Linked DNA regions of Homo sapiens: region 2 is linked to region 1. Evidence: read pairs that join two places in POLR2A ChIA-PET (ENCODE). Cell type or tissue: OCI-LY7. All regions are shown on one strand. Links, peaks and the distances in the headings refer to the core of each region. The heading gives the core; the rest is flanking DNA.

Region 1 (14,792 bases), core at 3,949-6,448:
TCTGTAACTCAGAATGGAAGTATATGAGTGTATAGCAGGATTACTGTTTACACTCACATTGCATTAATTGGCATACTCAGAGGGAATAGAAATAAGCTATTCTATCCATTTTCTTGCCTTGCAGCAAGTTTAATTGAAGGATGAAAGGGAGAGAATGAGATAAAAGTTATCTCATTCTGTTAACTTTATTTATGTATAAAAGAACAGTCATATAAACCATAATGGAATTAATAGCCTTCTAACTGCCTTTGCCACAATTACGTGGAATGTGGCCCAAGACAGAGAGGGGCTGAGATGAGATTAATGAATGAGAGACAAGAGGGTATTGAAGACAAACTCAGAACACATTTGATGTAATTGACCTCACACTTTTGCTTAATTAAATTTAAATGTTTACCATGATACCCACTTTATATTATAAAATTGTACTTTTCTGCAGCCCCCCCTCAAGAATATTTCCTGTTCTTGAAGCAAATTTTTGAATTTTTCATAAAAAAGTGGGGTAGTTTTGTTGGTTAGTAGTATCAGAAGCTCTAAAGTTAATGGGGCTGGAATTACTGCATAGTCATGAGGTTGCACTAAAAGTTGTTTTGCTCCTGTTTTCTGGGACTTGCTTCTTTAGGGAAAATGTTGTACCATTAAATCACAAAACATTCACAAATTCACATGCACCATAAGTGGGCCTGTGGGACAGTCTACTTCAAGTTCATCTAGAGCATTTAGAAGCAAACATTCCTACATTTCTTGGGCCTAGCTCAAATGCAAGCCACCCTCTAGTCTGCTTGCAGAATACAGCTAGTCCATTGTTTCCAGGTGTTTTAATGAATGAACCTGCTCAATAGTTGATCTAGTCAGTATAGAAACAATTGAAAAAGAATTGATAAGAAATCCAATAAACTCAGTAAGGCTCTGTATGTGTGCGTATATGTGTGTGTAATTTTTTGTATCAATAAACACATGATTTACAGCTGTTCCCTCTCATTTCCTTCCCCTCATTTCAGTAGACTGATATATAGGTTTAAAAGATCTTTGAGTGTAGAGATTTTTCTGTCGACAATGGTTATTCAAAGAAGTGAGAAATTTCAGAATGACGTGCAATTGTAAGTAATGATTACGTATCTAACATGCTCCCAAATGGACTTCTATGCATTAATTATCATTACATTACAATTTCCAAGATGTCTTTTAGCTACAGGTTTTAAACACTGTTGATAACAAATAAAATGAGTTCTTGGCGGGGGAAAAAGAGGGAGACTCTTAGCAAACCTGTGTCACAAGTGAAAAACAGTTTGCCAAATAAATAACTCAGACACTTTAATATTTGTCTAGATAACTATATCTCCATTTTTTACCTTTTATTTAAATAGAATTATAGATTTATAGATTCTGTTCATAAATTATTCACAGATTATAGATTCATAGTGGCAAAATCTAGTACATGGAGTCTGATGAATTCTTCACCCAACCCAAATGACGATAACTTGTATGACTGTAGTACAATAGCAAAACCAGGAAACTTACATTGGTACAGTACTGTTAACTGGATTGGTACAGTACATACACAGGATTAAATTGCATAGAACTACACACACACACACACACACACACACTCACATGAATACATGTAAAAACTGATGAAAACTGTTTTCATCAGTTTTCATGCGAGTGTGTGTGTGTGTGTGTGTGTGTGTGTAGTTCTATGTAGTGTATAGATTTGTATAACTACCACCACAATCAAGATACAGAACCTTGATTCCCCACAGCCATGTTGGTTGGCCCAATTGGGTTCTTTATGTTCTTTTTGTTTCTTTGTCTAATGTTAGACATGTAATCATTACTTACAATTGGATTGTAACTATCCAAACTATCAATATGCTAGGTATTATTGTTCATTATTATTAGTTTGTTGTTGAAACAACATAATTTATATAAATAAACTAAAACTCAACTTAGTCACAGGAACTAGACTCTTTAGTTCCTCTAAAAATATGAGTGAGTGAGTGGACGGCTGGCTGGCTGGCTGCCTGGGTGAATGGATAGATGGATGGATGGATGGATGGATGGGTGGATAGATGATTCGTCTGGGTTGCTCAGCATTTTATCAGCATTGATTCTGGCTTCCGGACTGAGACTGGATTACCTTGTAGAGGAGAGCTAAGGAATCATGGAGTCAACTTCTATTTTTTTCACTTTCTTCTTTCCAAAGTTCATTTCCTAAATAAAACTGTTTTTGTGAAATCTGTTGGCAATGTTCATACCTGAATAATGCCATGAAGTTGGTAAGCTCTATATTAAAAAATGACTATTATCAAAATCTTCATCTAAGTGGTTGAAGTGAAAGCAAGCATTCTCTCACCTTGGTCTGACAGAATGAACGTCTATATGTGGACTTCTCTTTCCCAAACCCATATCACAAATGGCATGAGCTGAATATTTCCAAGTGTGGGTCTGACTTTTAAGTTATTTCCCACATTTTCACTTCACAAGAGATCCCTTAAAATATTGTAGTGGTGACAATGACTTCACTCAAATAGACACAGAACCAGCCTTTCACGTTTCTAATGCATTTTTCTGGAGTTCAGACTAAAATATACTGCTTATTTGATCTATCAGGTGAGATTGGTAATCCCTCACTAATTTAAAAATTACCATGTTGAATTTGATCCAATTTAAAATATATATATTGCTTAAAATGCCATTTTTGTGATTTCTTTTTTGTTATTCTAGCCATGAAATACGGAAGCTCAGTCTCCTTAATATAAATGAGTTAATTATTTCAAAGATCAAAAAATGACATTTGCTCTTTATTTTTAAAGTAGATAATAATGCTTTTATGGAAAAAATCTCCTAGAATCTCTATTTCAATCTAATCAGAGGGAAATTTGTATAATTTATAAGAAATAAATACACTGTGGAAAACAGAACTATTGAAAAATAATGCATGGTATTTCCTAAGCTGAGCCATAACACATAGCACTTGTTTATTTTACCATATAATTCCAGGGTTATCACTTCGATGTTTAAAGCAAAGACCTCTATCAGTTATCTAAGTGTATATATATTGGATATAAAAAGTCTCAAACAAATTACAGAGTTTTTTAGTGATGTAAGGAAGGAAATTTAAACTCTCAGTCATCCTTCCTGAAGCTTACAGCATTTTAGTGAAACTCACATAGATCAATGTAAGTATATATTTCATATGACACAGCTCTCAAACTAGACACCAAAGAGTTCTGGTATCCATGCATTAGTCAGAAAAATCTTAGTCTACCGCCATACCACCTTGAACGTGTCTGGTTCCATCTGATCTTGAAAGCTAAGCTGGGGCGGGCCTGGTTAGTATCTGAATAAGGGATCACGTGGGAATAACGGGTGCTGTGGGCTTAAAAGAAATTTATTTGGTGTTTTATCTTTTCGGACCATTTGGGTTTTCAAAGGCAACAGCTCAAATCAAACCTTAAGCAGAAGTTTTAATTTTTAGAGGTTTTTTTCTGTCATTCTACAGTCTTTGCTACTTTCATGTTAAGAATTTCCTCCATTACTTTAAATATTTATTTACCTATGGCTTTACTGAGAAGACTTATACATATACATACATATGTATAACTGGATTTATACGTATATAGCTATATGTAACTATTTATACATATATAGCTATATGTAACTATTCACATATATCAACAAGTAACACCCTGAATCCTAATTGTGATTGATGTAAAGCTGTTTGTTTTTATAGACTGAAGTTTATGCCCCTCTGCAGACATAACTGTGGTAGGGGCTGTGCTACACCTCAGATGCATGGAGACAGGACCTTTATAACTGCTTTTCTTGGGCTTAGTTTTGAGTAAACTGTTGATCTTGTCATGGCCTTTCTTGCCTTTACCCTACATACAGACTAAAACTCCCCTTTGAAAATGTTAACCACATGTGCACACCCAAGTGGGATTTCTGTAGCACTAGCCCTGAGTCAGCAGATGTGAGGGCTGGAAGAATGTCAGTCAAACCCGAAATGCATCTTCGCCGGAGGTCTCAAGAGGAGTTTCTCAGAGCAGTTGGGATCAGCAGTGTCCACGGGGGCCCCTCAGGTCTGAGATCCAGTGTCCACTCCTGCAGCCCCTTCTACACACCATCAAGCTGCTTCTATATTTATGCATTTATATTGATTTTCAAATCGCATTTCTATTGAAAATAGGTTCTGCTACTGAAAAAAATACCGTAAATCAGTGAATAAAATAAAACAAAACACCCCACTGATATTCACCAACTTTCTTCATCTTACAGATTTTTTTTTTTTTTTTTTTTGAGATGGAATCTCGCTCTGTCACCCAGGCTGGAGTGCAATGGTATGATCTTGGCTCACTGCAGCTGCTGCCTCCTGGGTTCAAGTGATTCTCCTACCTCAGCCTCTGGAGTAGCTGGGATTATAGGAGTCTGCCACCATGCCCAGCTGATTTTTTGTATTTTTAGTAGAGATGGGGTTTCGCCATGTTGGCCAGGCTGGTCTCTAACTCCTGACCTCAAGTGATCCGCCTGCCTTGGCCTCCCGAAGTGATGTGATTACAGGCATGAGCCACCATGCCCAGACATCTTACAGGCATTTAAATATGAAGACAAGTCCAGTTCTTCTAACTCCTGATCCAGGCTTCCCTCTGTAAGGCCCTAAAGCTAAAACACATCAGGTTGTTGGGGCAGCTAGGCTTTCCTACTTAGCATCCGCAGGCCATGTGGCTAGTGCTGGAAGGCTGGCAATGGCTAGGAAGGGAGCCTCAATGCTAAACCCATTTGATGGGTCCATTTTCTTCCTGGACTGAGCCACAGAAGTTCTGCCAGGAACGTTTCACAGGTGAGCAGACTTCCCTCTCAGAAATGCCCATCATCACAATCCTTTCTGGGACAGGAGGTTTTAGCCAATTTTACGCATGTCTATTTAATAGATAGGAGTGCTATATAGAGGAGAAAGCTCTCAGTAAAGCCATGGATTGCTGGAGGCCTGAGGACTCCTTGTAAGAAGTCTGGCATATATGAGCACTCCTTCTTCTTGGTGTTCTTCCTCTCACCTCTCTGGTTACTTCTCTTTCTAAAGGCCTTCCCTCGGTTCTTAACTTTCAGTTTCTGCCTAAACTGTTCTAATTTGCACTTCCCTTTTCTGGTTAGATGTTTTCTAAAAAGGACCAAAAGTGACCTTTATAGTTTGCCAATTTAAGTCAGAGCAATAAGTTGCAGTTTTCTGGGGCCCTGACAAGCAAAAGTAGGGCTCTCCCTGGTAGGTGCTTCCAGCTGCCACGCATGCACACACATGCAAACAGATGCAGGCACACACATGCATACCCATACAAGCACACACATACACACTTTCCTGCATGGAACCCCTAGGAAGTCTGTGTATGTTCACTGGTACCACAGGTTATCCTGAAAATGTTCAGAACACTTTCTATCTCTGTAACACTACTTTTAAAAATGAATTTCTGGGGTCAAGATCATTAAAAGGAAAACATCATTAAGCTCTTTGAAATTCCACTGGGCTTTAAAGATTTAAGAATCCAGGGATGTATAATATAAATTTTGCCAAACTTTAAAATAAACTAAAAAATTCACAACAGTTGAATTCCTCCCAAGGCCCCTTTAACAACACTTATAGATTGCTGAGATACGGGTATGATGAACAGCTATGGGTATGACAGCTCTGCATGAACCACACACAACAAAACACCTCTGTGTTCTACAGCCCTTGGCACAAGACATTCCCGGTGGCCTTTCCCCTAATGCGGTGATTTCCAAATGCCCGTCTGTGGACCAGGGCCACTTACTGATATAGTCTTCAACTTTCAATAGCTAAATGAGAAGGATTGGGCTTTATCCTTTATTTTGAGGCTTTTATCCTTGCTTTTCTTGCCTTTCCCTTTTGGTATTAAAACATTCATATCTTATAGAAAGCAAAGGTAATAATAGATGGTAGAAACATATTGTTTTGTTTAGATGACCTTTCTTTGTAAAATTAAAAGATGGAAACTCTGTATTGGGTTTAAAACCAATTTTAACTCTCCATGAAATTTAAAGTCTGGAAAACATTTCTGTAAGGCTGGGCCAAATCCCAAACCTGGGGGAAAAATAGCTTCAGGAGTGAATGCCTACAACCACTGAAATTCTTAAGAGAATTTAGCTTTTTAGCTTTTTTTTTTTTTTTTTCCAGAATTTCTTTTCCGGAAAGTATAGAGAATGAGGATGGTAGAGGACTCATCACTATAGTTTCCTCTCTTTCCCCAACATCCACAGACGTATCAATGGTCTGAATGTAATGTCCTCTTAAAATATGAAGCAGAAAATGGGTTAGGTTAAAAAAAAAAAAGTGCTACCCCAAGCATCATGAGAAAGCTGCTTCTGTTGTTGATCTGTTCTTGTCCCTGCTGGCTCAAAGGATCATGTGTGACACTGTGTCACAAACAGAGTCCCTAACGTGTTTACTTTTCCCTGACAAATACTATAAATTTTCTTCTTGTGGTGAATGAACATTGTTTATGCAGCTGTGTTCCTTAAATCAATACTGACTTTCTGTCCCACTGTATCTTTTTTGCAAAGACACTTAAGGAGAACTTTCTCCTGGCATTTGGGGAGAACTTTTCAAGTCAGACCTCCTAATTAGGAACAATCATTGTGCACTGGATCCACCAAAAAGAAAAAAGTGTTTTTGGCCTGGTTAAGTGTTTCCATCTTGGGTTACAGCCTTCATCTAAAGCAGCTTCTCCCTTGGCCTGAATGGGCTTTTCCGTGGAGACAGAAGGTAAGATTGCATGCTGGCTGACCCAACAGAGATCCAGAACAAACTCTCAGGAAATCTCAACCCCTCAGGCAGTTGAATTCTCACTCCTCTGAGACCAGCTGAGGTTATTTTACTTCATTTAACTAGCCAGATGATAGGTTGACTGATGGGGCCATTATGTCCGGCGTCAAGTAATTTTAGAATGAAAATTATGCAATAGGTTAGACCACAGCTCAATTTTTATCACCCCAATTGCATACAACGTCCCTAATGTGATTGCCTTTGGGCTAAGATGGAAAGAAATGTTCAGTCCCAAAGTGGCTATATTTTCTGGAATAGATTGAGTGAAACGTCTCTTTTTTTCAACCAAAACACATGGAAATAAATTTCTTCGGTTTTACTTTCTAAATATCTGGTACAAGGTAAAAACTGCAGTGATTAATATGTCCTATGGGGCTGCCGGTTGGTGAGGAAAGGTTGTCAAACTTTAGATAACTCCACCAAGTTGCTATTATCATTTTTAGGCCTGGGTCAGTCAAGTAGGTAGACAAGCTTCTTGACATGTGGAATTGACTGGGACACTGGTAATTGATCCTATTTAAGAAAATGTCCTCAACGCAATGATTTTGCTTAAGTACCTTCTTATTTTAAATGTACCCCAGGACACCATAGTTGTTTCTCTCTGTGGCTTTTTAATTTCCCTTTTTGTTCCAACTGACCTTTCTAAGTTTTTTTTTTTCCTTCTGAAATAAAGAATTCTAAACTCATGATTTTACAGAAAAGCTCAGTTTGCAAGAATATCAGCAATTTCTTATTTAAATATCTTCTACTATACCCAATTGCTAGAGCATAACTCTTGGCTCCTAAACCCAATTTATAAATCAGTCATCCTTTCCACCCCTACTCACCCCAAATTTGTTCTTCTTCCTGGTGTTGCTGTCTTATTTCTTGGCACCCTCATCTACTCAACAGCAGCAGAAGAAAAGAAGAAACTTCATAGTTGGAGGATCTTCCTTCTATCTATTTATTCATCCATTCACTCAACACATATCTGTGTCAGATACTGCTCCAGGTACTAGAGACAAGCATGTACAGGACAGATATGGAACTCTGTTCTCACAGTGATTATACAGCGATTATATTCAAGTACATTTCTTCTAGAAACACTTGGTACTTCTTGCAGGGACCCCCAACCTCATATAAGTATATATACTTAAATATGTCTAACAGATCTTGATATATTACATATTTAAGTAAATAATGATAGAAAATGAATATTCTTACATGGATGCCCCAATTTCTTTCAGCTGCCTCAGATACTCACTGGATAGTGATAGCCAATGATATGCCAGACTTGATATTGATTGATAATGTTATGGCCCCACCAGGGAAGGTTAGAAGAATGGAAGCTGCTTATTTCAAATTTGAATGAGCAATCAAACATTCCTGTTCTGATTAATGTTTTTTTGCCTTGATGCACATATAAGAACTGGGACTAGCAGAAAGGGTTTAGCTTAGGACTGTGGAGAAATGCTTTTCTTCATTTCTGATAAAGCTCCATTTGCTGTTTGATCCTGTCTTCTTGATCTCCCAAGTTCCTGATAAGTCTACAAAGCTAAAACACTCACAGTTTGATCATTAGTAGTGTAGATCTTCCTCTCATTCAATGGAAGTCTTCTCTTGGAGGTCAGCAGTAAATGTCTCATTGCCGTGACCCACTGGTCAGTCCTTATGCCTCTTCATCTTTGCACATGCTGATCCCTTTCTCAGAAAGAAAGTCCCTTTAGCCAGGCATCATCTCCTTTGAGAAGCTTTCGCTGACCTCAGACTGGAGAACTCTATTATAGCATTTGACACTCCCCACAAAGGGGAGAACAGTAAGTTGCAGTCTGATGAAGTCATATGATGCCCGGGCTGGCTTATGAGTAAAGAGGTGAGAAGGTCTCCTACTGAAACAGATTTTCCCTCTTTCTTCCCCTTACAATAGCCTTTCAAAGTTCTTGAAATGTCCATTAAGGAATTCCTATACTTTACTTTTGATTTCACAATTTCTCAGTCAAAAGCTCAATATCATTGCATAGGATAATACATTACCTTAAAAAAAAAAACACCAAAAAAACCTCAACACTCAAAGATTAAATTTGTGTTTGGAAAAGGCTTTATAGGCAGTGGTACCTGGAAACTGGTGCTTGAGAGAAGCAGGAGGAGGGAGGGGAGATGTCAAATACCATCTTTTAAAAAATTTGTTTGTTTTTGATGACCATCTTTAAGAGATTTTTAAATGCCATGTATGAATTCAAGAAAGAGAATAAAGCAGGATTCTAAGAAATAATAGAAAGCTTCTTAAGGAAGCCGGTATAGTATCATTTTATATCTCTGATATTTCTGCTCATCTACTAAAGCTCATTAAAACCTATTAATGATTAGGAAATACTTATGTTTTATGAAATGTATAAAAAAATTTAAAGATAACAATCTAAACTCTCTTTAAAAATTAATTTTTATATATATCTTAACACCATTTAACACACTTAATTTTAGTACTTCTTTACTAAAGTTTGCGGAGGCAGACTACTCTTAAAAGTAGGAAAAAAAAAGGCAGAGGAGCAGACCGACTTTTTTTTTTTTTTTTTTTTTTGAGAGGGAGTCTAGCTCTGTCACCCAGGCTAGAGTGCAGTGAGTCTAGCTCTGTCACCCAGGCTGGAGTGCAATGGTGCGATCTCTGCTCATTGCAACCTCCACTTCCCAGGCTCAAGCAATTCTCCTGCCTCAGCCTCCCGAGTAGCTGGGATTACAGACTTCTGAAATTCTGAATAGTATAAATACAACTGGAATTACACTTTATTTTTAAATATACATTTCTAGGTAAAAACATAATTAAAGATCAAATAATTTTGGTTAAATTTTAAAATAAGCCCAATATGTAACTAAATAAGTCTTAGCAGAAAAATGTGAGGATAAAGTTGAGATTGCTCCTATTTTTTAATATTTATAGCATTTATTTATTTGTAATTACTTGTGAAGTTTCAAGTATTAAATATTACTCCGAGCTGTCTAATATGAGTCAGAATTTAGGGCAATAGAAAATATAAAACAAATTTTTCCTTACTAATACATGTTTTTTAAAAAGTTGTGTTTATGTTCTTCATTGAGAACTAAATAATCACTAAAAGAATTGCAGAAGTCATAAAATCATTAAATTAAGGAGAGAAAATCTCTATATATTCAGGATAAAGACATTTAGTATGCTAAGATCTCTATCCAATGGTCAAAAAACAACCAACCAAAGATGAAAATAAAAAATAATTTCTTGGAATATTATCTGAGGACTTCCAATTTTAACATGCAGAGCTAAGTGAGTATTTTCTTATTCATATCTCAGAAAAACCAACCAAAACATCAAGGGAATCAAGAAAAACAGTAATGCAAAGCTTATCCTTTGTAAAACTAGGAAACAACAGAGATTTTTAAATGAGAGAGAGAGAAGACTTAGTGGCATAGGACATAGGAAGTACCAGAGTGAAGATGCCTGTGGATTCTGAGCTTCAAGAAAGTCATAAAAGCACAATTCTAAGTGATACATACTGAAATGTAAATGGAGGTTTTTACAATAGAGGGCAGCAAACCACTTCTTATACAACCAAATAGTAAATATTTTAGAATTTCTGGGCCATATGGTCTCTGCCATAACTATCAAATTCTGCCACTGTAGTGCTGAAGCAACCATGTACAATAAACAAATGGGCATATCTATATTCCAATAAAACTTTACTTCCCAAAAAAGAAAGCTAGCCAATGGGCTATAGTTTGCTGATATTTGTTCTCTAGCAATAAGGGTGTGTCAGCTTGACTGAGTGCTTCCCTGGGCCTCAAAGTGGTGAGGTTTCTAGAAAAAGGAAAGGCGATAAAGCTGAATGAGAAGTGGTAGGAAACTGCACAAAGAAGACAGGGCATTGCTGAAAGCATAGCTAGACATGTGGAAGACGGAATTAGAAAAAAATGAGTAAAAAGAATAAATAAAAAAGATATTTAAAAGGGTTATATGATAGATGCAAAATATATAAAAAAATCAAACATATGCATAATTGGTGTTCTTGAAGAAGAAAATCAAAATAATAAAACAATAACTGTTAGGATTATTACACAAAAATTATGAATATAAAGCATTATTAAACAAAATCCAATTACACATTAAAAAACTAACACACCATGAGCAATTATATTTATTCTAGAATGCAAGGATGGTTCAATATTAGGAAATCTATTAATATATTTCTACCACACTAATAGATTAAAAATCATGTTTCTAGATGCTGAGAGACATTTGATAAACTCCAACATCCATTCTTACTAAACAAGCAAATAAACAACAAAACAAAACTGTCAATAAATGGCAATAGATACTTCCTTAACCTAGTGCAATATACTAATCTCAATCTAAAAGCTAGTGCTATAATCTATAAGGAAACTCAGAAATATTTATATTAATGTCAGGAACAAGACAAGAATGTCTACTACCACAACTATTCATAGACGTTGATCTAGACATCCTAAGCAATGCAGTTTTACAAGAGAGAAAGAAAATGTATACAAATTAGAAAAGAAAAAGACAAATAATAATTGCTTGTAGATTATAAAAGTAAAAATTTTATTATATAAAAAGTGAGCCAACTGAAAAAAAATATTAGAACAATAGTGGAATTCAGTTAGGTCTTTGGTTATAAAGTAAATATATACAATCATCATCCTTCCTATATTAAAATAAAAAAGGCATAATAGAAGAAAATACTTCATTTTTGATAGCAATATCACTAGAAAATATTTAGAATAAATTTGTCAGATGTGAAAACCTATGTAAAATCTTTAACTGGCTGGACGTGGTGGCTCCTACCTGCAATCCCAGCACTTTGAGAGGCCTAGGCTGGCGGATCACCTGAGGTCAGGAGTTCGAGACCAGCCTGACCAACATGGTGAAATCCCATCTCTAATAAAAATTTTTAAAAAATAGCTGGGTGTGGTGGTGCATGCCTGTGGTTGCAGCTACTCAGGAGGCTGAGGCAGGAGAATCACTTGAACCCAGGAGGCAGAGATTGCAGTGAGCTGAGATCATGCCACTGCACTCCACACTCCAGCCTGGGTGACAGAGTGAGACTCTGTCTCAAAAACAAAAACAACAACAACAGAAAAAAAAAAAACCCCATAAAACGAACAACATTACACTGTCTCTTGTGGACACAAAAGAACACTTGAACAGATATAAAAGTATATTATATTCTTGGTGAGGGAAACTCAGTATCAGACAGTTTTCAATTCTCTCTAAAAAAATATAAACATTTAATACAGGTCCTATAAGAATATCAATAAAATTTGGGAGTCTATATATGATTCTAAAGTTCATATAAAGGAAAAAAACAAGCAGGAATAACCAGGAAAATTCAGGGGAAAAAATAGAAAATACATGGTACTAGCCCTACCTGACATTAAAATATTTAGGACGTGATGACATTTCAATTAGTGGGAAAAGGGTGAAATTAATAAATGTTGTTCATTCTAGCCCTCTAAAAAATTAATATTGGATTCTAACCTCAGACCTTACATCAAAATGATTTCCTGATGAATCAAAGATTTCCACGTTAATAAAAATATAAAAATACTAGGACCCACCATGGAAAAGTTTTAAAAGTATTGTAGTAAGGAAGATCTCTTTAAGTCCATTACAAATCTCAGAAGTCATAACAAAAAACTGATGAATCTGACAATATAAAAATAAACTGGGCAAAAAATTTGCAGCTCACATAGTAGACTAGCACTGTCAATGGAAATACAATGTAAGCTACACGTGTAATTCTAAATTTTCTAGTAGTTAGTGTAAAAAGTAAAAAGAAGTCTGTTTTTTAAAGAAATGCATCACCTTTTTTCTTTAATTAAAGAAATTAATTTTAGTAATATGTTTTATTTAATTTGTCATATCAAAAATAATTTTATTTCAATAAGTAATCAATACAAAATATTATAAATAAGATATTTCTATTCCTTTTTGTTCCAAGAAATCTGGTGTGTATTTTATAATTACTGTGCATCACAATTGGAACTAGCCACATTTCAAGTGTTCAAGAGCCACATGGGGCTGGTGGCTACCATATTTGACACACTTTAATGGGTTAATTTTATTAATGTAGAATATTCTAATATAGAGAGAATTATATCAATAAGGAAATGTCTAACAACCTAATAAAAAAGGGCAAAGCATTATTAATTCACTAAAGTTGAGAGAATTTCAAGTTAAATTATCAGAAAATATTACTTCACATCAGATTGACAATGATCAACACATTCTATAACATGCTGAGTCCATGAGGAAGGGGAGAGTGAGTCGTTTCACACACTGATGGTTAAAGTATAAATTCGTACAATCTTAGTTGAGGGAAATTTGTCAATATCTATCAAAATGACAAATGCACATACCTTTGACCTAGCAATTCCAATTTGAGGAATGTTTCCTACAGATGTATTTGCAAATGTGTGAAATGATTTATGTACCAATGACCTGTTAGGCTATTGGTTATACATGTAAAAATCTGAAACTGCCTAAACGTTATCAATAGGGAACAGGTTAAATAAATTATGAAACATTACACAATGAAGTGCCGTGTGATAAAAACTAATAAGAAAATATATTATGTAATAATGTAGAAGCCTATTTAAGCTCTATTGTTATGTGGATAAAAAGACAAGGCACAGATAAGTATAAATAGCGTGGTCCCAACTGTGTAAAAAAGTACATGTACATGTATGATATACACATGTACAGACATATAAAACATATCTGGAAATATCCATATATAATTAGTAATTCAGGTCGCCTCCTGTGAGGAGAACTGGTTGTCTCAGTGACAGAGATAAGAGGGAGAGTTACTCTTTAGTGTATATCCTTTTGTGCCATCCAAGTTTAGTACCCCAAATATGTATGACCTATTCAAAATTAAATAAAATATTTAAATTAGTTTTTGAGGGCATTGAAACAAGAACAACCATGGAGAAAATTTTATTCAATTTTTGATATATATTGCATTTTCTTCATTTCTGCTTAATATTTCTCAACATAGCTGTTGACATAGGTACTGTCGCTTTCTAAATGAAGACACCAATATGAAGAACATGGGCTTGCTATCTAAGAATTTCATTTTTGGCTCCAGCTTTCTTGAGAGTCAGGAGCACTAATTAAATGGTTTTGCTTAGTTCTTTCTTTCTGACCTACTCTGTTTAGTGGAACCAAATGGGAGGTATTTCCAAATCATAATCTCTTTCACCAATTGCTCTCTTAACTTGATTGTACCTTCCTGGGTGGAGAAGCATCAGTTGGGTTTCTATTGAAATCAACAAGTGCCCAGTTCCTCAGAGGCCAGCCACTCTGGATTAAACTGCATCAGGCCTGTTCCCAGAAAACTAAACTAATGGGCTTGTGCCTTTTTTTTTTTTTTTTTTTTTTTTTTTAGTGTATAGAGGCTCCCTTGTTCATTTTGCCTTGTCTCTCTCCTGAAATCCTGGCTGGTTCCAAGTCCTGACTACCCCCATGAGGAGAATCACAGCCCACCTTTAGTGGCACTGATCCAAGCGGGCCTTCCTTGCCCACCTCCAGACAACTAAGGCATTGGCAACACAGCATCTGGCACAGATTCTCTGCAGGCAAGATTATTATACCAATTGAAAATGGGGTTACAATGGCCAATTGGAGTTTGAGGCATTTAAAAGGTAATAATAAATCTATTGGCAATTGAATAGTCATTAATAACACTACCATGGAAACAGATTGACATAGATTTCTCAGATTCTCATGAATTCAACTTTGAACTCCCTAACTTGGTGTAAACAAAATGATGTTGTGGTTTGTGGTGGTACAAGGGCGCGCTGAGGTCTCAATGTTGGATCAGAGTTTTCCAGAATCTACATATATGCTCCTTGGAAGGTAATTTAAAATCATGTAAAATCTCAACCAACAGTGCAGTGCAAGGTGCTGAGGGCTCCCTGTGCACCC
Region 2 (17,636 bases), core at 6,954-9,453, 66 kb before region 1:
CACTGTGGCATGGCCCACCAGATCTTCAGGACAAGGCACTTGCTCCCTCATTTGGAGATGTAAGCTTAGAATAGCTTCCAGTTGAATCTCTCACCAAGAATTCCCTTTGGCCATAAGCCTTGCCCAAAGTCACACACCCTCCCTACAAGCATCCACTGACCATTGACTGGGAGAGGGGATAGGGCATTTATGACATTGGAGTAGGGAAGTATTTATTAAATAAGATTTTAAAATATAAATCACAAAACGAAAATGAACTTGAATATCTTAAAATTTAAAAAATACCTCTGCACAATAAATGAAATTATATAGTGAAAAAGCAAGATACAAACCAGTATATTTGCATAGCACATACAGTTATTAGTAAATAAACAATTCCTATTCCTTCTTCAATAGGAAGATCTGGCCTTCTTGCCTCAACTCAGGGCTACTCTAAAGGGAGATCCCAGCTCCAGAGCTCCCCACAGGCTTGACTGAAGCCTCTGCTGCAACTACACTGTGGTTTAACTTCTCCCTCTGCCAGTCTCGCTTTCCTCACTCCTTGCAGGGTTTTGTTTTGTCATTGTTCTTGTTGTTTTGTTTTGTTGTTGTTGTTGAGACAAGGTCTTTCTCTGTCACCTAGGCTGGAGTGTACTGGTGCAATCTCAACTTACTGCAACCTCCACCTCTCAGGCTCAAGCAATCCTCCCACCTCAACTTCCCAAGTAGCTGGGACCACAAGCGTTTGGCACCATGCAATGGCTAGTTTTAAATTTTTTGTAGAGATGTAGTTGCACAGTATTGCCAGGCTTGTTTCAAACTCCTGGGCTCAAGCTATTCACCCACCTCAGCCTCCTAAGGTGCTGGGATTACAGTCATGAGCCACTGTGCCCAGCTCCTCGCAGGTGTTAATCCTGAAGACACTCCCTAATAAACTTTCTGTATGCTTCTCATGGTCACAGGGTCTGTTTCCTAGGGAATCTGAGCAGTGGCATTCTGCAACTTGCTTTTAACACAGATCATTTTCTAAAGATTTTTCCATGTTGACTTGTATCCAGTACCCTTATTCTAACTGCTACATGGTATTCTATTCTATGGTAAGCCACACTTTATTTATCTAGTCACTCATCAAGTTAGGTTGTTAGTCCTTTTATATACTTACAAAAGTGGTACAATGAATGCCTGTGTCTATTTCCATTTTACACATACTGGAGACATTCTCCAGGATCTGTAACTAGAAGTGGAACAACCTAGATTGTATGTTATGTGTGTTATCATCTTTATTAAGTGATGCTAAATTGTTTGTCAAAGTGATTATAGAAATTTACTCTTTACTAATGATTTTTAAGAGCTCTTCTTCTCCCACATTCTTACCAATATTCTGTGTTGTCAGATTGAAATGTTTTCTTTGCCAAGCCAATGAGTGTAAAGTGTCAACTTAATGTTGTTTTAGTTTTATCTGACAGCTAATGAGATTAACCAATTTTTCACGTTTATTGGTTATTCAAGTTTCTCCCATAAATTGCCTACTCATATTATTTGCTCATTTAAAAAATTAGGTTATTACATTTTCTCATTAATTTGTTGGAATTGTTTATATACTAATAATTGTATGTGCTATGTAATATGCAAATATACTAGTTTGTATCTTGCTTTTTTGCTATATGATTTCATTTATTGTGCAGAGGTATGCTTTAAATTTTAAGATACTCAAGTTCCTTTTCTTTTTGTGGTTTATGTTTTAAAATCTTATGTAATAAGTACTTCCCCACTCCAATGTCATAAAGATATTATTTTCTTTCTTCCGAACTTTTACAATATTGGTTTTTTTTTTTTTTTTTTACATTTAGGTCTTTTATCTATCTGAATAGCCCATTTATCCAAGACTACTAATTTCTTTTTTTTTTTTTGAGACAGAGTCTCGCTTTGTCATCCAGGCTGGTGTTCAGTGGCGCAATCTGGGCTAACTGCAAACTCCGCCTCCTGGGTTCTAGCAATTCTCCTGCCTCAGCCTCTCAAGTAGCTGGGATTCTAGGCATGCACCACCACACTCAACTAATTTTTGTAATTTTTAGTAGAGACAAGATTTCCCTATATTGGCCAGGCTGGTCTTGAACTCCTGGCCTCAAGTAATCTGCCTGCCTTGGCCTCCCAAAGTGCCGAAATTACAGGTGTGAGCCACCACACTTGGCTAAGACTACTAATTTCTAATGCTGCTTCTGTCATATACCACATGTGTATGTATTAAAGTTGTTAAGTTTCTAGACTTGTCTTTGGTGTTCTGAAGTTTCACTATATGTCTAGCTATGATCTTTTTTTTTTTTTTGTTCAAGAGTAAAGGCAAAATAGACCTTCAGAGAAATAAAGTCTGGGAAATTGACTAGATCCTCACTGAAAGAACTACTAAAGGATGTACTTATGGAAGAAGAAAATTACAAAGTGAAAGAACTGGGATGCAAGAAGTAATGGTGAGCATGGAATTTGGCAAAGATTCAAGTAAAACAAAGCAAGGACTGAGTATATAAAATCATAATCATAACAAATTTTGACTATTATATGTAACAGCCAATCTCTTAACTGGGTCATAATAAGAAAGTGAAAGGCAGAAAAAATGACAAAAAGAATAATTAGAATGTTAATAAGAAGAGTAACAAGATTTTGAAAAATTTGTGCTGGTTGATATCAACTTTTGGCACTTTTCTCTTTTTCTATACTGTTAACATAATTAATGAAAAAATAATAATTCATACTTCAAAAAATTTAAGAAGTTGCACATATTTTCATTTGAAATAGTATAAGCATTTTACAAATGTTATTTTAAGCTTTAAAAAGTGAGTAAAATTAATAACCAAATGGTGGAAGCAACCCAAGTATCCATCAATAGATGAATGAATAAACGAAAGGTAGTATGTTTATACAATGGAATATTATTCAGCCTTAAAAAGGAAATTATGACACATGCTACAACATGGGTGAGCCTTAAGGACATTATGCTAAGTGAACTAGACCAGTCACAAAAGGGCAAATACTATAGGATCCACTTATATGAGGTAATTACAGTAATGAAATCATCGAGACAGAAGGTAGAATGGTGGTTGCCAGGAGCAGGGGTAGGGGAAAATGAGAGTTATTGTTTAGTAGGTACAGAGTTACAGTTTTGCAAGATGAAAAAGTTCTGGAAATGGATGGTTGTGATTGGTGCACAACAATGTAAATGTACTTAATGTCACTGAACTGTACACTTAAAAATGGTTAAGGCGGTTCTTTTTTTGTTATATGTATTTTAACTTTAAAAATAATACTTTTAAAATGTGAGAAAAATATCCTTGAATCTGTTTTATGTTAGTGAGTGAAAGCATCTCTAAGAAGAGAGTCAATTACTTTGTCAAGGCAGTCCCCAGCCTTTTTGGCACCAGGGACCTGTTTCGTGGAAGACAATTTTTTCATGGATTGGGTGGGGGGTGGCGGTTTTGGGATGAAACTGTTCCATGTCAGATTAGATCATCAGGCATTAGATGAGAGCACAACCTAGACCCCTCACATGAGCAGTTCACAATAGGGTTCATGCTCCTCTGAGAATTTAATGCTGCCCTTGATCTGACAGGAGGCAGAACTCAGGTGGTAATGTTCACTCACCTGCCACTCACCTCCTGCTGTGCAGTCTGGTTCCTAACAGGCTGTGAACCAGCGGTACTAGTCAATAGCCTAAGAGTTGCGGACCCCTGCTCCAAGACACCAAGCCCACAGCACATCTGGTGGGGTCAGACATGACCCTTACCCTTCCCTCCCACACCCCTGTCCCCAGCTTCTCATTTCATGGGCCCTATTCACTGGAGCCAGTTTGTCTAATAACTCCAGAATCTGTGCTGCCTCTCAATTAGCACTCCAAGTTTTGGGTCAGGCCCTCATCATTTCTTACTTTGATCAACACATTAAAATCCTGGCCAGTCTCCCTTTTACCATCTATCCTCCACTCTGCAAGCTGAATGATCATTCAAAAGCATGAATCTGTTAAAAAGAAATCAAAAGAAGGAAAGAGGAAGAGATAGTGGTTAGTGACGTGAAATGAAGCAGAATAGTCAAGGAGAAAACGTAGCCTAGAAACACTTATGGATTGGAGTCTTTCAGGAGAAAAGAGTTAGTAAAGTTGTGGAGACGGAGAAGCCAGATAACAAGGAGTGAGAAGAAAGTGAAGAAACTAATATAAAATTGCCTGTTCTCCTGGCATTATCTTCCCCATTTGTTTGCCTGGCAAACATTTAGTCTTTAAAATCCAATCCAATGTCATCTTCTCCACAGAGTCTTCTTTAATATCTGCAGGCAAAGTTAAGAGCTTCCCTTGCAATACACCAGCGTGCCTTGTTCATGCTTTTACTACGGAATTTATTACATTTCTCTAATTATTTGTTTTCATCATTTTCTGTCACTAGACTGTGAGCCACTGGGGAAATACACTATTTTCTATTTCTCTTTATACCCCCAGTTCCCAACATGATGTGAACAACATCTGTGCTGGTTGAATGAATGAATGGTGTTGAAAGCATCTACATCAGGGGTGTCCAATCTTTCAGCTTCCCTGGGCTACACTGGAAGAAGAATAATTTTCTTGCACCACATATAAAATACACTAACACTACTGATAGCTGATGAGCTAAAAAAAAAAAATCGCAAAAAAATCTCATGTTTTAAGAAAGTTTATGAATTTGTGTTGGGCCACATCCAAAGCCATCCTGGGCTGCATGCAGCCTGCAGGCCATGGGTTGGACAAGCTTGACTACAGCTTTAAAGTGATCTTAATCTAATCAATTCTTCCCCATTCAGAAGAAACCTACTACATCAGAGTCTATTGAGAATCTATCTCCCTAATCACCCTCAGGCACAGGGTTATTATGTATTGATATCATACACACTAAAAAATTCCATCATACAGGTCTAGAAATACTTCCATAATACAGTAATATTTTAATAGAGTCATAACACACAGACAGCCACCCATTCTGCCTGTAGCCAGTCATGGAGCAATACATTTTGTACATAACCTGTAATTTCTTCTGGAGAGTGTAATTACAATGCCAATATGACATTTTATTTTTATTATTATTATTTAGTTAGTTAGTTAGTTACTTTTTGAGACAGAGTCTCACTCTGTCGCCAGGCTGGAGTGCAGTGGTGTGATCTCGGCTCACTGCAACCTCTGCCTCCCGGGTTCAAGTGATTCTTCTGCCTCAGCCTCCCGAGTAGCTGGGACTATGGGTGCCCACCACCACACCTGGCTAATTTTTGTATTTTTAGTAGAGATGGGGTTTCACCATGTTAGCCAGGATGGTCTAGGGGTTGATAAACTACAGTGCACAGGCCAAATCTGGTTTACTGCCTGATTTTGTAAATAAAGTTTTATTGGAACACAGCCTTGCCCATTTATTTACTTATTGTCTCTGACTGCTTTCATGCTACAATAGAGTAGTTGCAACAGAAACTATAGTCTGCAAAGCCTAAACTATTTACAACCTGGACCTTTAGAGAAAGTTTGCTGACTCTTTTTTTAATGGATAAACTAAAAGTATGTAAGTAAACATGATTTCATGTCTTATGATATGTCAGGTGAATGGTACAATCCTTTGGTTTAAGTTCTTAGTATTATACCTAAAGTATATCTACCATGAAATGCATTTTCCACCTTTCATAGTCTCAGCTGGTTAATCAAAATAAATGGATTCTATGGCATAATTCAGGATGTTACCATTTTTGCTTTTTAGATCAGCTCTTCACCCACTGTTTTCCTGTCATACACATGGTGTTCTTAAAATTGTAAATGAAAACTCATTTGAACTTACATTAGTAACTTCTGTTAAATTATACTGGATTGCTTATTAAGTAAGCATTATTATCCACATTAAATCTGTCACAGATGAAAAAATTACACATAAAGGAGACTGCTTGAGGCCCCAGGGCATGCTGTAATATACATAGAGGCTCCTGAATACTTGGTTTTCCATGTGGATCTCTGATTTTGCTGAAAGAAGTCTGTAAACTGATGTAGTCAGACAGCTCCCCACTGGCTACACATCTCTATAGAATTTAGAAGCATTGTTTATTTCAGCAGAGGTCTGGAATGAATTTTCCTTATAATTTAACTCCTGAAATGACTGTTTCAAAAGGTCAACTGTGGTGAACTTGCATATGTGACTTGCAGTCACAGCTAAGTCACGATCCCTTAGTTTTTCCAGAAGTCCACTAGAACGTTAGCTCCATGGCACTGTTATCTTGCATCTCCAGGTCCTGAAACAGCCCTTAGTGCATACTAGGTATTCAATAACTTTTTTTTGAATAAATGTTTTATGTAAATTCCATCACAAATATGGAAGATCTTAGAGGGGATTTTTGAAAACCAAAGAAAGTTGAAACTCCTTCACATGGAGTTTGGATGTTGAACTTAGAGGCTTGACTTAGCCATTTTTAAAAAACGAAATGTGTGTGTATGTTTATTTAAGGTACCTTAGTGACAGGTACAACCTACAGCCCAAAGACAATGTACAAAACCCAATGAGGGGACAAGCCTCCACTCTTTTATAAGATGCAGAAATTTGCAGGAGTCTATCACTCTTACTCTAACCATGAGAACAGACCAGAAGCACTACAAATGACAGTTTTATTTGTTGTTGCTTTCATTTGCATGTTTCACACTCATCAGAGAACCCAGGAGCCAAAAAAAAAAAAAAAAAAAAGAAAAAAATCCCTCAAATTAACTACATTTCCAAAAGGATCAAGCTCTTCCTAGAGAGAAGAGTCCCACAGCTGCTTTTGTTCCTAGGGACATGTTGGAAGGAGCACAGAAGAGGAAGGGAGAAACCAGCCTATCTTTAAACAAATTTTGGATGATTGTATATGGGTTGGCATAACAGAGTAGAATCACAAGGTACCCCAGGAATAGAACTAGTCTGTACCCACCCAGCCTCCATTGAGTGGATGGGAGTCGTACACTGAAAGCTGGTGCCAGGGTAGGAGAACTGAGAAATACCCTCCCCAGGTACACCAGGTCTTCCCAAAGTACAAGAAAGTAGCCCACTGAGCACAGGAAGCAAGGCAGGAGAAGCAAGAGGGATTCTCCAAGGCATGTGAGGTTCATCCATTGCAAGGCAGTCCCCATTACACACTGGGGGTAAGGCAGGAAAGCTGAAAGAAATCCCCTCCTAGAAAGCACGAGGCTTTCACCAAATGCAAGGCAGCAGCCTGCAGTAGCCAGAGGCAAAGCAGGAGAACTGAGAGAAATAGATGCTCCCGAAAACCCTTTCAACTCTCCAATCCCCTCAACCCTACCCACCCACCTCACCCCTACCTCCACCCTCCCTACACAAGGTCTCTACTGAGTACATTGTAGCCACCTATTGAATGCTGGAGGAAGAGCTATCTTAAGGCTCTGAGATGTGGAGGCAGAGTTTAGGCAAAGAAAAGGCCCCAGCAACCCAAGAAGTTGGTGGCTGGGCTGTAAGGCATAAAGAGAACTCCCACAGTTTGGAAAGTTGGGGGCTGGGCTGTGTGAAGCTTGGAGAACTTTCCAGAGTCTTACTGTCTCTAGGATTCCAAGATACACTGAGAGAAAAGTACTGATTCTACTTTTCAGATATTAAAACCAGCCATGAACTGAATCACAATAAGCTGTGACAAAGCTCAGACCCAGCCCAACTACACAGAGATCAGATGGGCCCTGTCTCCAATCACAGGGGACTGACAGAACCAGGGCTTTGCCATTTTATAGGCATCAGTATTATTTGCTTCAGTCACTATCGTTGTTTCTACATGAAATGGTCAGCATACAACAAAACGTGTATATGTATCAGCAGTGTTTGATTGTTTTAACAATGTTTATAGATAGATGATAGATAAATAGTTACTAATACCATGTTCATGGGTGAAAGATTTAATATTATTAAGACATCGGTTGTCTCCAAATTGATAGATTCATCGCAGTCCAAATCAAAATCCCAACAGGCTTTTTTTGTTTGTTTGTTTTTGTAGGAAATGACAAGCTAACTCTAAAGTTCACAGGAATGAAAAGCACCTAAAATAGGCAAATTCATTTTGAAAAAGAAGAACAAAGTTGGAGGGCTAAGACGACCTGATTTCAAAGTGCAAGGCTTCAATAATCAAGACAGTTTGATATTGGCACGAAGATACACAAAGAGATAATGACACAGACATTAGGTCCAGAAGACAGTCCAGTAATAGACTTTCACATATATGGACAACAAATTTTTGACAGTGCCAAGGCAATTCAGTAGAGAAAGGATAGTTTTGCAACAATGGTGCTGGAACATTTACATATCTGTATACAAAAAAACCCCAACTTTGATCTATACCTTCCTTCATATGCAACAATTAACTAAAAATGAATCTCATATATAAATGTAAAATGTAAATCTAGGCCGGGCGCGGTGGCTCACGCCTGTAATCTCAGCACTTTGGGAGGCCGAGGTGGGTGGATCACGAGGTCAGGAGATCAAGACCATCCTGGCTAAGACGGTGAAACCCCATCTCTACTAAAAATACAAAAAAAAAAAAAAAAATTAGCCGGGCGTGGTGGCGGGCGCCTGTTACTCGGGAGGCCAGCTACTCGGGAGGCTGAGGCGGGAGAATGGCGTGAACCTGGGAGGCGGAGCTTGCAGTGAGCCGAGATCGCGCCACTGCACTCCAGCCTGGGCAACAGAGCAAGACTCCATCTCAAAAAAAAAAAAAAAAAAAAAGTAAATCTATAAAACTTCTAGACAAAACATAGGAGAACATTTTTGTTACATTGGGTTAGGCAAAAATTTCTGAGATCCAACAACAAAAGCATAGTCCATAAAAAAAAAAAAAAGACAAATTGAACTACATCAAAATCTAAAACTTCTATTCTTGGAGAGACACAATTAAGAGAATGAAACGAGAAGCTGCAAACTGGCAGAAAATATTTCTAAAGCCTATATATGATAAAGGATTTATAGCCAAAATATGTAAAGAACTTTTAAAACTCAATAATAAGAAAAGAAACAACACAATTAAAAATCAGGCAAAAAATCTGAACAGACACTTTACCAAAGGACATACACAGATAGCAAACAAATACAGGAAGATGTGCTCAACATCATTATTCATCAGGAAAATGCAAATTAAAACCACAATGAGATAACACTCCACACTTATTAGAATGACTAAAATTAAAAAGACTGACTATAGCAGGTGTTGGTAAAATGTGTAGGAAATACACCTCTCATATGCTACTGGTGGGAATGTAAAATTGTCCACGTGCTTTGGAAACATTTTTATAGTTTCTTAAAAAGGCAAACATACACCTACCACCTGACCCATCCATTCCACTCTGTGATGGTTAATTTTACGTGTTAAGCTGACCACATCTTGGGTTGCCCAGGTATTTGGCAAGGTATTATTTTGAGTGTGTCTGTGAGGGTGTTTCTGGATGAGAATAATATTTGAATCTGTAGACCGAGTAAAGCAGATTGCTGTCCCCAGTGTGGGTGAGCCCCATTCAATTTGTTTGAGGTCTGAATAGAATTAAAAGCTGAGTAATAAAGAATTCTTTCTCTGCCTGTCTTCAGACGTGGACATGGGTCTTCTCAGATTAGAACTTACACCCTTGGCTCTCCTGAGTTCCCAGCTTGGCAACTGCAGATCTTGAACTTCTCAGCCCCAGTAATCACACGAGCCAATTCCTTATAGTAAATATTAATATATATGTACATACACACATATCTATATATTTTATATTTATGTACATATGTGTTTACTATAAGAAATTAGCCTGAACATGCGCTCATGCATGCGCGCGCGTGCACACACACACCCCCACCCCCCCCAACAAGGTCCAATAAGCATTTCCTTTGAGCATGGACCTTTGAGCATTACATTAGGGCTCATAAAGTTTTGGATTTTGGAGCATTTCAGATTTTGGATTTTCAGATTAGATATACTCAATCTGCATCTCCTATTGCTTCTGTTCCTCTGGAAAGCCTAGACTATTACACACTCCTAGGTGTATATGTCCCCAAAAATGAAAACATCTGTCTACACAAATACTTATAGACAAATGATCATAGCAGATTTATTCATAATAGTAAAGAACTAGAAATAACCCAAATGTTTCAGCAGGTAAATGGATAAGCAGAATGTGGGTTATCCAGTGCATCCATACAATTAAATACAATTCAGCAATAAAAAGAAGGGAACAATTTACATATATGTATATCTCCACATGGATGAATCTCAAAACTATAATGATGGGTAAAAGAAGCTAGATAGAAAAGACTATATATATGTATATACTGTATAATTCCATTTATATAAATTTCTAGAAAAAAATTAATCTATAGTAACAAAAAATTGATTAGAGGAGGGAGCATTGGACTGCAAAGGGACATGAACACACTTTTGGGGGTAATGGGAGGGTTCTGCTTGGATTATGATGAGGTTTACTGGAATGTACATCTGCCAAACTCATGAAATTATACACTTAAAATTGATGTAGATTATTGTACTGTATTGTAGGTTATATTTCAATGAAGTCATTTTTACAAAATGGAAATATACTGTTATACATATGCAAATATGGAACAAATGGTTTGGACGATCACTTCTGTACAAGAACTTTACATTTTCCTTTATATAGTTCCAGATTTTAAAAATGTGCTACAAAGTATATCAATGTATTTCTTGAAAGAACTTAAATATAAAAAAAATCCAGTTTTATGACAAAGACTGGGGAAGTTGACAAAGATTCTCTGATTGGCCAAACTTTAGTCAGTCTCCTGAAACTTCCCCTAGCCCCATCTGGGCACTTCCTTGTAAAATCCAGTTTTAGAAAAGAGCCCTGCTCAGTTGGTTTAGCAAGTGGTCCCATCCTCAATATCTGATCACCCTTGATATCTGATCGGGTTCCTCATCCTATACCATTCCCCTAACCACCCTGGGTGATGTCTGATCACCCTGGCCTGTCTTCAGCAAAAATCACATTACATTGGGTTAGCCAGAATTCCCCTTACCCCTGATAATTCCTCCTGGTAATTTTCCATCCACTGACCCCCACCCTGCTGCTTGGCTATAAATTCCCACTTGCCCATGCCATATTTGGAATCGAGCACACATCTCTCTGTCTCACTGCAAGACTCTGTTGCCATGGTTCCTATACCTTCACAATGCTCCTGAATAAAGTCTGCCTTACTGTGCTTTAACAAGTATCATCAGATAATTTTTTCCTTAACAAAGTACGAGAACCTTTAAGAAAAATTACAGATTACTCATAATCTCATCACTCAGGAAGAGCCTTCTTAACATGTTTACTTAACTTAAATTACTTACATGTGTGTATGTGCTTGGGAACATGACTGTATAGATGCACATAAAATTGAGATCATTCTGTATGTAATTTTTGTATCATGATTTTTTATTGAAGATTATAGAATGAGCATTTCCAAATGTCTTTATTGTTTGAAAACATGATTTTTATGGAGCATATGGAATATAGTTTCCACTATATGAAAACACCATAATTTACTTAACTTATTCCTTATGGTTGGATATGTAGATTATTTTGAAAATTATAAACAATGCCCCAATAAATATATATATATGGTAATCTTTTTATGCATCCCTATTTGTTTTCTCAAAATAGATTTCTAGAGGTAGAATTTTTGGATCTAAAGCAATACAGACACTCCTCATTTTGCACAGTTCTGATATCATTGAGTTTCTGAAAAACATGGCATCATGCAAAGAAAGAGCTGCCTGCATGTAAAGGCTATTGATGCCTATGACCATATTGCTCTTCCAAAAATAGTGCCGGTTTACATTTCCACCGGCAATCTACACTATACCCCAGCCAAATCTGGATAATGTCACTTTTAAAAGTCTTTGATAACTTGAGAGGTAAAAACATGGCATTTAATTCTTAGTTTATTTTTCTTTATTATTAGAATGGTTTAACTTTTGTCATATTTATTGGTCATTTGTATTTCTCCCTTTGTGAACTGTACCCTGCTTTAAATCTTGAAGCAAAATGCTCTGCAAAGGCAAAATGGAATTTTCAAGCTTTCTATCTCTATAACAATTCCTCTACTCTTTCTGTAAAACTTTTAAATCTTTAGAATCACTAACATAAAATATTTAAGACTTATCTAGGATAATATCAGGAAGTATAGAAGCAGTGAATAAATGATCCATAGTAGACAAATGCTGCTGGAAGAGAAAAAGTGAAACAGAAATCTAAACCTATCTTCCCTTAGCTTAATTAAAAGTTTTCAACCCCATAAAGTTTGAGTGGGCTCAGTATTCTCAATAAAACCATACCTTAGATACACAATTTTCCATTTCCTGTAAAAAAAAGCTATAGTTTGTTTCAAACTGTAGTTGTTGGAAATACAAATGTTTCAGGTTCAATGTATATTTATAATATGTAACTTTCTACAATCAATGTCATAAAGACCGGTTTATTTATATTTATTTATTTTTAATTTTTTTTACTTTTTTTTTTTTTTTTTGAGATGGAGTCTAGCTCTGTTGCCCAGGCTGGAGTGCAGAGGCACGATCTTGGCTCATGGTGACCTTGCCTCCCAGGTTCAGGCGATTCTCCTGTCTCAGCCTCCCCGAGTAGCTGGGATTACAGGCACACACTGCCACACCCAGTTAATTTTTGTATTTTTAGTGGAGTTGGGGTTTCACCATGTTGGCCAGGATGGTCTCGAACTCCTGACCTCAGGTGATCTGCCCGCCTTGGCCTCCCAAAGTGCTGGGATTACAGGCGTGAGCCACCGCGCCTGGCCAGAAGACGTGTTTGAAATGATGAAGTTGATCATTAAAAGGACTATGTCTGGTCTGAAGCACATCTGTTAAGATAGGACAGAGAATGTCAAACCCAAATGGTCTTTCAGTTTCAGGGCTCAGCAAGGGCCAGGGGCACAGTAGGCACTCAACAATTAAGTGCATCAACTAGAGTAAAGGATGTCTAACTATATACTATTCCTACATTCTTAGGATTTTTGTTTTCATTTTTTAATGAGGCGATTTACAGACTACATAATTCACAGGAGTTACATATTCAGTCTAATAAGTTTCGACAATTATTTACTGCTATAAATACTGATATTGTCTCCGTGGCTCTGAATAAAATCTTCCTCACCATGCTTTCCCAGATGTCATTGAACACTTTTTACCACCAAAACCAAAATATGCTTTCATCATCTCAGAAAGTTCCTTTGTGTCCCTTTTCAATTAATTACCTACCTCCTAAACCCAGAGGCAACTGGGTTTCTGATTTCTGTCACCATGTAGTTAGGTTTTATTGTTTATTGACTTAAATAAACTGAATCAGCAGTATGTATTTTTGTGTGTGGGGGGGATTATTTTGCTGAATATGATATTTTAAAGTTTCATCTCTGTTGCTCTGGGTATCATTCCTTTTTACCACTGAGTTGTATTTAACTGTATGGATATCCTACAATTTGCTTATCCAGTCTCCTAATGATGGATATCAGGTTATTTTCCGTTTGAGGCCATTATGGACAAGGCTGCCATGATCATTGCTGCATGCTTTTTTATGGACCTAAGTTTTTGCTTTTCTTAGATAAATTCCTATGAGTGGAATTGCTGAGTTATGGCGGGAATGTATATTTACCTTTATAAAAAATTGCCAAGCACTTCTCCACACTGGTTTTATCATTCTAAACTCTCACTAGCACTGCATGAAAGTTTGAGTTTCTCTTCATCCATGTCAACATTTATTGTCAGTCTTTTTTATTTTATCCATTCTTGTGGGTGTATTGTGGTGTCTCATCATATGTGTGTGTGTTTTAATGAAGATATAAAGTTTAATGAGTTTTTGACAATTGTATAAAACCAGGTAATCACCATGTAAAACAATATACAGAGCATTTCGATTATCTCAGAAATTTCCTTCTTTTACTTGGTTTTCTTCTTTGGGAGGCAACTACTTTCTAACTTCTATCATCATAGAGTTTTATCTCTTTTAGTAATTTAAATAAATGGAAAAATACAGTGTGTTAGTTACCTATTTCTGCATAACCAATTGCCACAACCTTAGGCTTAAAACAACAGCCATTTATTTTATTTTCTTATTTATTTATTTATTTATTTATTTTTGAGACAGAGTCTCGCTCTGTCACCCAGGCTGGAGTGCAGTGGCACGATCTCGGCTCACTGCAAGCTCCGCCTCCTGGGTTTACGCCATTCTCTTGCCTCAGCCTCCTGAGTAGCTGGGACTACAGGCACTCGCCACCACACAGGGCTAATTTTTTGTATTTTTAGTAGAGACGGGGTTTCACCGTCGTAGCCAGGATAGTCTCGATCTCCTGACCTCATGATCCACCCGCCTTGGCCTCCCAAAGTGCTGGGATTACAGGCGTGAGCTTCCGCGCCCGGCCAACAACAGCCATTTATTATCTTACATTTCCATAGGTCAGAAATCCAGCAGAGCATGGCTGTATTCTCTGTTCAGGGTTTCACGAGGCCAAAACGAAGGTGCTGGCTGAGCTAAGAATCTCATCTGGTTTTCTTTCAAGCACCGATTGTCAACAGAATTCCTTTTCTTCTCATCCTTTCCACTCGGACCCCTCTTTCCTCAAGCTAGTCTGAGTTCTTCTCAAGCTCTGAATTCCTCTGCCTTCCCCTTCGGTCTCTGCTTTTAAGATTTCCTGTGATTAATTGGTTCTACTAGGAAAATCCTGAATAATCTCCCTATCTTAAGGTCAACTGATGAGTAACCATAATTACATCCACAAAGTCCCTTTGGCCACATAATGTAACATATTCATGAATATAACAGCATCATGAAGGTCATAGGAGCCCAAATTTTGAAACCTACAGTAAATACTCTTTTTTTGTTGTTCATTTGCTGCAATCAGATTAATATCTGATTGCAAGATTCAAGCATATTTTTGCAGTTATCAGTAGTAAAAAAAAAGTTTTGAGAAGTATTCTATTATGTGAATATATGATAGTTTGTTTAATCATTCTCTTCGTGGATTGATAGGTGTTTTTCCAATTTTTGGCTTTTGTAAATAAGAATGCTAGGAATATTCTTTTGCAAGTTCTTTGTTAACATATGTTTGCATTTCTCTTGGGGACTACCTAGAAATGTAACTGTTGAGTCATAAGGGATATATATGTTGAATTTTATAAGAAACTCCCAAACATTTCTCCAAATTGCTTTCACCATTTTTTTACACACCCACCAGCAATGTATAAGACTTTCAACTGCTCATATTCTCTCTACATTTGTTGTTGTCAGTTTTTTCATTTTTAAAAATCATTCTAGTGGCTGTAAAATTATATCACATTGTGGTTTTAATTTGCATTTTCCAGATGACAAATGAAATTCACCTACCATTCTTGTGCTTGTTGGCCATTCATATGTCTTCTTTTGTCAAGTTTTTTGCCCATTTAAAAAATGAAATTTTAAAATTATTATTTGTATATATCATAAGTACTTCATCAGATATGTACTGTAGATATGTTCTCCAGTTTGTGACTTGCCTATTTATTTTCTCAATGATGGCTCTTGAATAACAAAATAATAATAATTATAATTTTCATAAAGTCCAATTTATCAATATTTTTGTTAGTATGATTAGTGTTTTTGTAGTTCTAAGAATACTTACCTATCTTCCTAGAAGCTGTATATAGGTTATAGATTATTTACTTTTAAGGCTATGATACATCTCATATTAATTTTTTTGCTACAGAATGACATAGGGGTTGAAACTGCCTGATTACGGCATATAAAAAGTTTCGATATTAACTTCGCCCTTCTTCAAAGCTGTTTTGGAAGTTATAGGTCCTGTGCATTTCCATATGAGTTTTATTGCCAGCTTGTCAATTATGCAAGAAAAGCCTGCTGACATTTTGAATAAGGTTGTGTCGATTCAATTTATTCATTTAGGAAAAAATTGACATCTTGACAATATTTGATGCCTTTGATCAATGAACACAGCATATCTCTCCATCGATTTGGGACTTCTTTAATTTCTTTCAGCAATGTTTTGTCATTTTCAGTGTACAGGTCTTGCACATCTTTTGTCAAATTTATCCCTAATTATTTCTTGCTTTTTGATGTATTGTAAATGGCACTTTTTCTACAATTTCAATTTCTAATTGTTTGTTGCCAATATAGTAAAAAAAAATTGATTTTGGGTATTGACTTCTATCCTGTGAATATGCTGTACTTATTTATTAGTCCTAGTGATTTTTTTTTGTAGATTCTCATTCGATTTTCTACATAGATGGTCATGTTGTATGCAAATAAAGATAGTTTCACATCTTCCTTTCCGATCCATATACCTTTTATTTATTTTTCTTGACTTATTACACTGATTAGAATCTCCTAGAATAACGTGAATAGAAGTTTAATAGAAGGATGATAGTGGACATCCTTGCCTTGTTTCCAACCTTAGGGGAAAAAAAAATCTTTAACATTAGCATGGTGTAGCTATAAGTTTTTCATAAAGGCACTTTGTCCACCTGAGAAAGTTTCTTTCTAATTTCCAGCAAGTTTTTTTGTTTTTGTTTTTATCAGAAATATATGTAAAATTTTGTCAAATACCTTTTCTGTATTTAGTGATATGATGATAGTTTGTTTTAGGCCACTAATATAGTGTATTTCATTGAAATACTGTTCATTTTTCTTCAGCATTTTTTCTGCTTGTTTTGGCTTGGGTAGGTTCTATTTATCTACTTCCCCCTTACAATTTCCAATCTGTCATTAAGCCCTATCGGTTAAATTTAAGTTTCAGTTTTTGTAGTTTTTACTTCTAGAAATTCTATTTTTTAGAGTGTTCATTTCTATGTAGATATACCCTATTCTATTATTCACTGATACCATATTTTCCTTTAGAACTTTAAATCTCTTTATAATTGCTGTTTGTAGCCTTTGTTTGCAAATTCCAACATCTGAACCAGCTTGGAGTCAAATTCTATATAGATTGCCTTTATTTTCTTAGTATGGTCACACTTTTCTGTTTCTATGCATGTTCAGTATTTTTTGTTTAGAGACTGGACATTGTATTTAATACAGTGTGGTAACTGGATTTTGCGATGTTCTTCTGAGGATGACAGGTTTTTATTCTATGAGACAGTTGATGTGTGTGAATTCCAGCTGCTAACTTTCCTCTTTCACATGCGCTGCTGAGACTGTGCTCAGTTCTCAGGGTGCTCCTTTGCTGCTCTCTGGACTTGCCACTGCATTATTTGTCAGTCAGTCATGTCTTTGGGCATAGACAGGGCTCAGCCTCTCAGTGGTTTCTTTGTTTCTAGGTATCCCCCTCGTTTCCAGCTGCTCTGCTGTTCTTTATTCTTTATTCTGTTCTCTATTTTTCAGGGCCATAATGATTCACCTTCCTGCAGCCCAAGTTGTTGCATGGTTGGGAATGTGCTTAGAGAAAGAAAAGAAAAGGAAAGGGAAGGGAGAAGGGATGGAGGGAAGGAAGGAAGGAAGAAAGGAAGGAGGGAGAAAGGAAAGAAAGAAAGGAAGGAAGGAAGAAAGAAAGAAGCAGGAAGGAAGAAAGGAAAAGAAAAGAGAAGAGGAGAAAAGAAAAGAAAGGAAAGGAAAGGAAAAGAAAAGAAGGGAAAGGAAAGGAAAAGCAAAGAAAGGAAAAGGA

The links. Peaks named below come from ENCODE experiments on the same cell type or tissue, not always from the same donor. Only the 100,000 strongest peaks of a DNase experiment are listed, where the experiment ranks them.
Region 2: POLR2A ChIA-PET joins it to region 1 with 7 read pairs; 4 of 35 experiments call an interaction of 5 or more read pairs at or near these places.

The regions. Positions count from the first base shown.
Region 1 is chr13:50,801,580-50,816,371 of GRCh38, reverse strand. DLEU7-AS1 (DLEU7 antisense RNA 1) reads right to left here and starts at 8,517. Exons shown (of 5, transcript NR_046551.1): 1 at 8,386-8,517; 2 at 7,666-7,832. It also overlaps a transcript of DLEU7 not described here and the pseudogene RNA5SP28. In OCI-LY7, for the core only: no CTCF peak of the experiment used is centred there; a DNase peak (open chromatin) is centred at 5,151; H3K4me3 peaks cover 1,238 bases; H3K27ac peaks cover 1,362 bases.
Region 2 is chr13:50,867,322-50,884,957 of GRCh38, reverse strand. RNASEH2B-AS1 (RNASEH2B antisense RNA 1) reads left to right here. Exons shown (of 3, transcript NR_046552.1): 3 at 2,313-2,580. Among named protein-coding and RNA genes, the nearest start is that of DLEU7, 32 kb to the right of the region's middle. In OCI-LY7, for the core only: no CTCF peak of the experiment used is centred there; no DNase peak of the experiment used is centred there.